3 separate regions of the Mus musculus genome follow, and all the other regions are linked to region 1. Evidence: chromatin loops called from intact Hi-C (ENCODE). Cell type or tissue: heart. All regions are shown on one strand.

What was found. Peaks named below come from ENCODE experiments on the same cell type or tissue, not always from the same donor. Only the 100,000 strongest peaks of a DNase experiment are listed, where the experiment ranks them.
Region 2: it touches region 1 in a loop (6-fold over the local background); 4 of 42 quality-filtered maps call a loop at or near these places.
Region 3: it touches region 1 in a loop (4-fold over the local background); 6 of 42 quality-filtered maps call a loop at or near these places.

What each region holds. Positions count from the first base shown.
Region 1 is chr5:99,251,555-99,254,054 of GRCm38, forward strand. Rasgef1b (RasGEF domain family, member 1B) reads right to left here and starts at 1,373. Exons shown (of 14, transcript NM_181318.4): 1 at 1,160-1,373. In heart, a CTCF peak has its summit at 1,409; DNase peaks (open chromatin) are centred at 17 and 1,327; H3K4me3 peaks cover 2,024 bases; H3K27ac peaks cover 1,974 bases.
Region 2 is chr5:99,469,504-99,472,003 of GRCm38, forward strand. All of the region lies in intron 2 of A930011G23Rik (RIKEN cDNA A930011G23 gene), which reads right to left. Among named protein-coding and RNA genes, the nearest start is that of Gm42125, 17 kb to the right of the region's middle. In heart, no CTCF peak of the experiment used is centred here; a DNase peak (open chromatin) is centred at 1,298; H3K27ac peaks cover 1,075 bases.
Region 3 is chr5:100,034,844-100,037,343 of GRCm38, forward strand. It overlaps Hnrnpdl (heterogeneous nuclear ribonucleoprotein D-like), which reads right to left. Exons shown (of 8, transcript NM_016690.4): 4 at 2,242-2,373; 5 at 2,019-2,133; 6 at 1,638-1,808; 7 at 1,261-1,352; 8 at 1-141. The coding sequence ends at 1,282. Among named protein-coding and RNA genes, the nearest start is that of Hnrnpdl, 3.1 kb to the right of the region's middle. In heart, a CTCF peak has its summit at 1,320; no DNase peak of the experiment used is centred here; H3K4me3 peaks cover 1,043 bases.

The sequences.
Region 1 (2,500 bases):
CAGCTCAAGACCCGTCCTCCCAGTGAGACACTGTCAGGGCTAAATATAGCTCTACGCACACCAGCAGTTCCAGGCCATTGTCACATGGCGCTGCTGACGAAGGACTCCTTGGAGACGCGTTCACCCAAACATACATACACAAGTATGCGTGCATATTTATCCATATACACCATACGCCCCGAATCCATCTGCAAACGGGCACATTTACATTCACAAGAGAAAACTGCAGCCCAGATGCTCTCCTAGCGCCCTTTACCACGCTGTGCGAGAGAACACCTCGCCGCACTGTCAGTGCCTTAGCCACAGTGCTTCGCCTGAACTGAACCAATTTGGATGGGGTAAGGTGGCAAGGAATAGTCAAATCACACGCACACTCAGAGAGAGAGACAGAGAGACAGAGACAGAGCGATAGAGCGAGAGAGCGAGAGAGAACACCTCCGTTTCCGCGTTTGCCCTTTTCTCTAGTACAGTGCTGCTGAAGTTATTCCCGGGGCTCTCCAATAAAGAGGAGCCTCCCTCACGCACTCAGCCCACGAGGCTACCAGGTACCCCGGGCCACGTTATTATCACCCAGGCTAGTGTCCGAAGGCAACTCACCTGGGTCACAAAGCAAAACAAAAAACAGGCTACTTGTTCAAGTTTGCATACGAGCCTGGGGAACACACAAGTCCTGTTTCCCTGACTGTTCCTGGGAGTCAGACCTTAAATTATAAGGAAACTGCAGCAAAAAATAAACAACAGCCTGAACACTCTCAAGCACCCTAGGAAACTAGCCAAAAAGTACATGGAAACAACCCTAGGTATGCACAAGAAGCTGAGAGGGAAAGCAAAAAGGATGAACGAGACTCCAACTCAGACAAACCCTCAATATCTAAGATCTCCAAACAGAAGGCCTGGCCGGGGCGAGGCGCAGCACAGCGTCCCCAGATCCCCGGGTCCCCGGGTCGTCAGTGCTCAGCCCCGCACCTGTTGGGAGCGCGGCAGCCCGGGGCACGGAAGCAGCAGGCGCGAGAACTCCTAGTTCTGTGGCTCTGCCAATGCTCGCCAGCCGAGGATCTCCCGCCACGCCGGGGCGCACTGGACAGCCGGCGCCGTTCCGGAGCAGCGCCGGCGCAGCCCGCTCCCGCCATCCCGCCGCGGGGTCCCCTGGAGCACCTACCCGCACACAGCTCGGAGCCTCTGCCTCCTGGCTGCCGTACCGAGGCGCCCCAAAAGGCGAGCTCAGGACCGGGAAGGGTCGAACGCCAGAAGAAAGGGAAAACCCGCCGATCCAGTCGGGGTCCTTGTTTATACTGAAACTCCAGCCCGAGCCGCGCACACCCCCTTGCTGGGGAAATGCCCGCCTCCTGCCGCAGGCCACGCCCCCGCCCGCCGCAGGCCACGCCCATCCTGCGCTGGCCAATCGTGGCGCAGCTCTCCGCCCACGCCGCCCTGCAGCGGGCGCTCGGGGACTTGCCAGGGTTCCGCGGGTAGGGACTCCCGTGACGCTGCGGCCGTACCCACCCACGCTGCAGAGGCTGGCTTGCTGGCGCAGCGGGTCTCCGCAGCCTGGGCAGGGCCCACTCCGGCGCGCGTTTCCTCCTTCGTGTCGCTGCCCGCGGCTGTTTGTGCACTCATGTGTCGCCGAGTGTGTATTCATTTGCCTTGTGTGCTCTACCTGTAAATACCGGCTCGACTCGTTGTACAGTATCTATTATCATAATTATGAGCTGAAGGTTACTGTCCGTGTAACTTTCGGAGGAGATCTGAGAGGAACCACGAAGCACTTGCTGAGTGTTGGGTATTGTAATAAACGCTGGGGGCACACTGGTGGCCGCAACCGGCTGGTCCCAGAAGCTTACTGGCTCCTGGAGGGCAAACGCTAAATAAACTGCTATTCAATCCACATGTAAAATTACAGGTGTTAGAACTTTCGCAAAGGAAAGGAAGATACTCTAGTGTGTAAGGCTGGTCCTCGGTGAAGGTTGTTTTTATCATTGTAGACAGCTACTTAATTGAATCAGCCATTGAATACCTGATAACTATTTTAGAAAAGAAAAAAATAAATATAGAGGTAAGAACTCAATACTCTCCTACGCGTGATAGAAAGGTAAGGGAAGAAGTTGAAATAAAGATACCTTACCCATGGGGGGAAATGCACAAGATTTGGAGACTTTGCAGCTGTGACCCTGAGTATGAAAAGCAGGCTTTGTAAGCTTCCGTTCATACATAAACACTGTAGGACCATCCCATAGACTGTAATTGGCCTTATTAACATGGAGCAACACGGTTCCTCCTCTAAGGTCCCTGCATCTTCTCTCTGGGATGGAAAGAGCCTCTTTTAACCTAACGTTCATGTTCCTTGGCTGGTCTTGGCTGGTCCCTGTCTCTCTCATACTTCCTGCTTCACTATCCTACGCATATTCTACAGATGCTTCTCCTTAAGCCCCGCAGTTTATTCTAAAAACCCTGAGCCTTTTGTTTATCTCTGGTGTCTGTTCTGTGAAGGAGAATGGGTCCA
Region 2 (2,500 bases), 220 kb after region 1:
ACCCACTCTAGTTACACACAGTGCATCAGACTTGGGAAATTGATTCCTCGGGTAAAGGAATTAGTTTTCTCTGAGTGGAATTTTTCATTGTTACTTCTTTTTGAAAGAGACATAATATGTCCCTTTCAGCGTGGGTAATGCTTCATAGTTGAGCAGCCGGAGCTTGCCATTTTCAGGCTTACAAAGACACCCATCTCTCTGAGCACCGTGATTGGTAATTAAGAAAAATGGAGTGTCAGATGCTGCCGAGGAAGGATCCATCTTCGAGAGGAAGCCAGCTTGCTTTCTGTGCTGGAAAAACCTGGGACTTGAGGGGAATAAAGCTTTGTTGACTGTCCTAGGTCCTAGACTGTCATTGACCTGTGTGTGTGACCTTTGGTGGATTAAGTGTCTCTTCTGGGTCTCAGTTCATTCTCCCTAATAGGTAATTGATATTCCCACCCTAGGGCCACTAAAACAATAAGCTACCTGCCGGGTTACACTGATCACAAACATCAGAGAGAAGAGCCAGAGGCTTGATCCAGAAATCCTTGAAGTTTGAAAGATCGTAAGGACTACAGGGGACAGTCACTCTGCTTTAAAAGAACTCTTGCTTTTCTGTGAAGGGAAGACTCCCTTGTCCTGCATGGAATTAGCATCTAAGAATAATTCTCCTTAACACACACACACACACACAAATTCATTCATTCTCTTTCTCTCTCTCTCTCTCTCTCTCTCTCTCTCTCTCTCTCTCTCTCCTCTCATACACACATGCACATACACATACATACTCTGTTCATTAATTTCCCAGGACAGTACTTTTTTTTTCTGGCCCTGCTCGCTCCACCCCCCGCCATATCTATTTCATATATGTGGGTACACTGTCACTGCCTTCAGACACAGAAGAAGACGGCATTGGTTACCTATTACAGATGGTTGTGAGCCACTATGTGGTTGCTGGGAATTAAACTCAGGACCTTTGGAAGGGTAGTCAATGCTCTTAACTGCTGAGCCATCTCTCCAGCCCTGATAGTACATTTTTTAAAATTGAAAACAGATTCTTCTATCATATACTATATCCTAACCAGTTTCCCTTCCCTCCACTCTTCCTGGCTACCCCCCCATCTCCTCTCTCCCCCCAAACTCACCCCTCCTCTAATTCTTCTTCAGAAAAGAGCATGACTTGAGAGGCTATAGCCAAATAGGACAAAACAAGATACAAGAGGGCTGGAGAGGTGGTTCAGCAGTTAAGAGCACTGACTGTTCTTTCATAGCACCCAGCAGGGAACCACTACCTCAGCCAAGGCCATAGCCTTTCCCCAAGATCCAATGACTGGTCCTTGTGACTGTAAAACTTTACTCTCTGCCAGCCCCACCTTAGGAAACTCTCAAGGGCTGCCTATCACAGCTGTAGAGGACTTTATGTGGTTAGCTGAGGTAAGTTGACAACCTCCTGACAGATATGCCTTCACTTCAGGATATGAGTGATTTTAACAGAGTAGCTTGATATCAATTTATTTGTATGTGAGGGAAACCCAACCAAGGCTTTTGCACAAACAATTCTGTTTTTCTGCACGGATCCCCACAACTTCAATTTTTCATTCGTCATTCTATCCTTGGGCATCTCTTAGGGCATTCCTTTCTGTCATTCATACCTTGATAAATCGCATTCTATTCCCTACCATCTACAAGGAGCCTCTGCTCATTTTAAAGCTGTAGTTTCTGAAGTACTCTGAATGCCAGGAAATTTGAGGACCATCTAACAGTGTATAGAAGGAAAATATTATAATTTTAATCTCATTTAATTACTAATGAAGAAACTGAGCAATCAATATTCCAGAGGCAAGTGACAGGGATACACCAACAGCAAGGTGGCTTTAACCCCTGAGTCTCCCAGCTCAGAGGACTTGACAAAGCATTAGGAGCCACTTACTTTCAACGTCGAGCAAGCACACAATCCGACTCAATGTATTTATGGGTAATTTTGTCTTGAATGCTAAAATCTTTGTACTGGTATTTTGCAGTGGGATGTTAGAAGCCACAAAGCCCCTGTTTCACAGAGCTTCACTGACTCCCCCTGGATACTGAAGAGCCATCAAATCTTATGATGACTCTCAGGTCTGCTAGACACAGCTTCCAGTGCTTTCTGTAGTACAAGAGATTATATAAAAGATTCTTAGATAACAGTATCTAGGAAATACTTCTCAATATTTGACAATAACTGTATGAATTAACTGTCTATTTTTTTATTTTAAGTTTGTCCCTCCAAATAGAGGAGTGTTTAACAATGAATAAAACAATCACTTAAAAAAGAGAACATTTTGATAACAGATGCCTGGTACTATTTCCATGATCACATGGTCTTGTTGCCTGAAAACAGTATGTCCTGCTTAAAATATTTCTTTATCTGCTCTCTTTGGAGACACGCATCTATTTTTGAGTCTTCTAAATAAAGACATCTGGGTGGAGCTTGAGCTTACTTGTTGAAAGGAGATGGACGTGATATCATCCACATAGTGGA
Region 3 (2,500 bases), 780 kb after region 1:
AGGAACTAATTGGCAGCTATATACAGTTGGACACAATTGTGTCATGTACACTACAAAGTCTTTTACAAAATAATCATCTTAGGTCAACAGAAGATCAAGCAATCTTCAATGTCGTCCTGTAAGATGGTTTCTTTACACCTCCTAAAACAAAAACGAAACACCCATTAGATGTGTGCAGCCCCACAAGTGTGCAAAGGTCCACTTTCATGGACTGCTTAAGTCCTCACTTCAATTAAAGATCACACGCATGTTCATCAGCAAAGTACAGTTTGGGCACTGAAACTCACTCGAGTTCCAAATGACACAGGATGGACTGAATTTAGAACACGGGAATGCAATCTTCCCTGATCTGCATCTAGCAAGTGAGGGCCAACCAGAACAGAAGCATCCCTAGTAAGCCAACTGGATGCTACCAACACAAATTCCAGGTAGGTTTATAATGGTAACACGGTAGCCAATTACTTTGTGCATATGATCTTTAACTTATATCCCAGATTTAAAAGTTCTTGTTTTGGTTTGTAGATTTCACTATTAGCTATAAAAAGAAAAAGCAAGCATTAAATCTTAAAGAATGAACACTTAAAATGAGGCTCCACAATTGAAATACAACACTAAACAGAAGACCAAAATGATTAAGCTGTAAAAAGGCATTTATGCACTTTAACTCCTGTAAAAAACCATTTAAGTTAAGTTTAGACACTTAATCTCCAAAAAGATTAAAAAAGAAGCCAAAGTCTGAAGTTTTCCACTTTAATCTTTACGCTGGTACATGAAGTTGGAAGAGACCATACCACAGGACAGCGTTTTCTGGTGTATGCCTTGCGCTCTGCCCGCAACGTGCGACCCCCAGAGATAGACGTGGTCAGGGTGACACACGGCCTGCAATGAAGTTCCCGCTGGCGGGTACAAACAAGGTATAATGTCAGAGTTAGAAGACAACATTCTTCTTTTCCTTAAGTTGTACCCATTTCAGTACTTTACCTGTTAACACTTCTAAAAAAGTTTAATTACTCCTCTACACCTCCTGGTACACAAAGCAAACAGAAAAACTCTTAAGTTTTTCTGTAGTTCTAAAAAAGGTGAGGTAAAACTTTAAAGTTAAAGATCTATAGACACTTTAGGCAAAACAGGCTCATAAAGCAATTAAACAGTAACACTTTAGCAAGGACTACACAACATATCATTTACTCGTGTTTTTCATTTGTCTATTGATCTTTAAGTTAAATTAGCCAGTGCAATGCTTTCCTGCATCTCACACACCTGCTCTCCCAGCGTCCTCCTTTAGTAGGGCTGGTAATTGTTCTGGTGATTGCCGCCCCCTCGGGACGCCTTGCCGTAAGTGCTCTGCTGACCTGTGGAAAGGATATGAGTTTCACTAACAAAGTTTCCTAAGAAAACCGTTTTTCTAAACAGAAAAAAAAATCTACCCTATAAGAAACTATGCATGCTGAACATCAAAACATCAAGCCATCTTAACAGTCAGTAATAGCCAATAGCTGTTAATTATATTTTAAAATAACCACCGTCTTACTTTCCTATGACTATACAACATGACTACTCCAAACATCTCAACAGTAAGCCCATACACACAAGTTCAGAATGGGAAAGTACTTCACAATTGAGTTAAGTGTTCTTACCGCTGTAGTCTGCATATCCCTGTCCATATCCATAGTTCCCATAGTTATACCCAGTATAATCATAGCCGCCATAGCCACTATAGTTCTGATCACCACCATAGGCACTATTATAATTTCCATATCCTTGATCATAATAGTTATTAAATCCTTGGTTCCAGTTTTGGCCCTGACCTGAAACAATGCACAACGAAGGTTAGGAAACAACTTGGGACTGTCCCAATCCTACCACAAGCTGATCCATTCCTGTCCCCTACACTGTGGCTTCAACCCCCCCCCCCCAAGTCAGCTCTTTAGTTTCACTCTAGCTGTGTTTCCCTACAGGTCAGGTCCCTAGCAGCTCACTGCTTCAGTGTACCGCTCACTCGCCCAAGGAGGTCTCACCTCTTCCACGCCCCCTAGCACCTCCTCTTCCGCCGGCTGCAGCCCCTCTGCCTCCTTTCTGTTGTTGCTGCTGCTGCCTGTACACCTCTTTGGGTTGCGCAACTTTGATTTCGCACTGTAAATAAACAGAAAATTTGCAGATGTTCCAAGTTCTGAACATAGAACAAGTTTCTCTTCACACTGACTTCACACACACAATCCTCTAAGTTGTTAAGGGATTTACCTTCCCAGAACCTATTTGATGGTATCTGCTTTCTAACAGTTTCTTTACTGGCTCTTCGTCTGTGTATGTGATAAAACAGAATCCTCTTCTTTCATTTGTTTTTGTATCCATGGGAAGCTCAATATTTTCTATCTGAAATCAGGTGCACAGACAAAACAAACAAACCCACCAGTTAATAAAGATTATATAATGCCACAGGCTCTTCACAAACACCAGACACATCTACTGACCACCATGTTCTAAAAAGTTGTGTTTTATC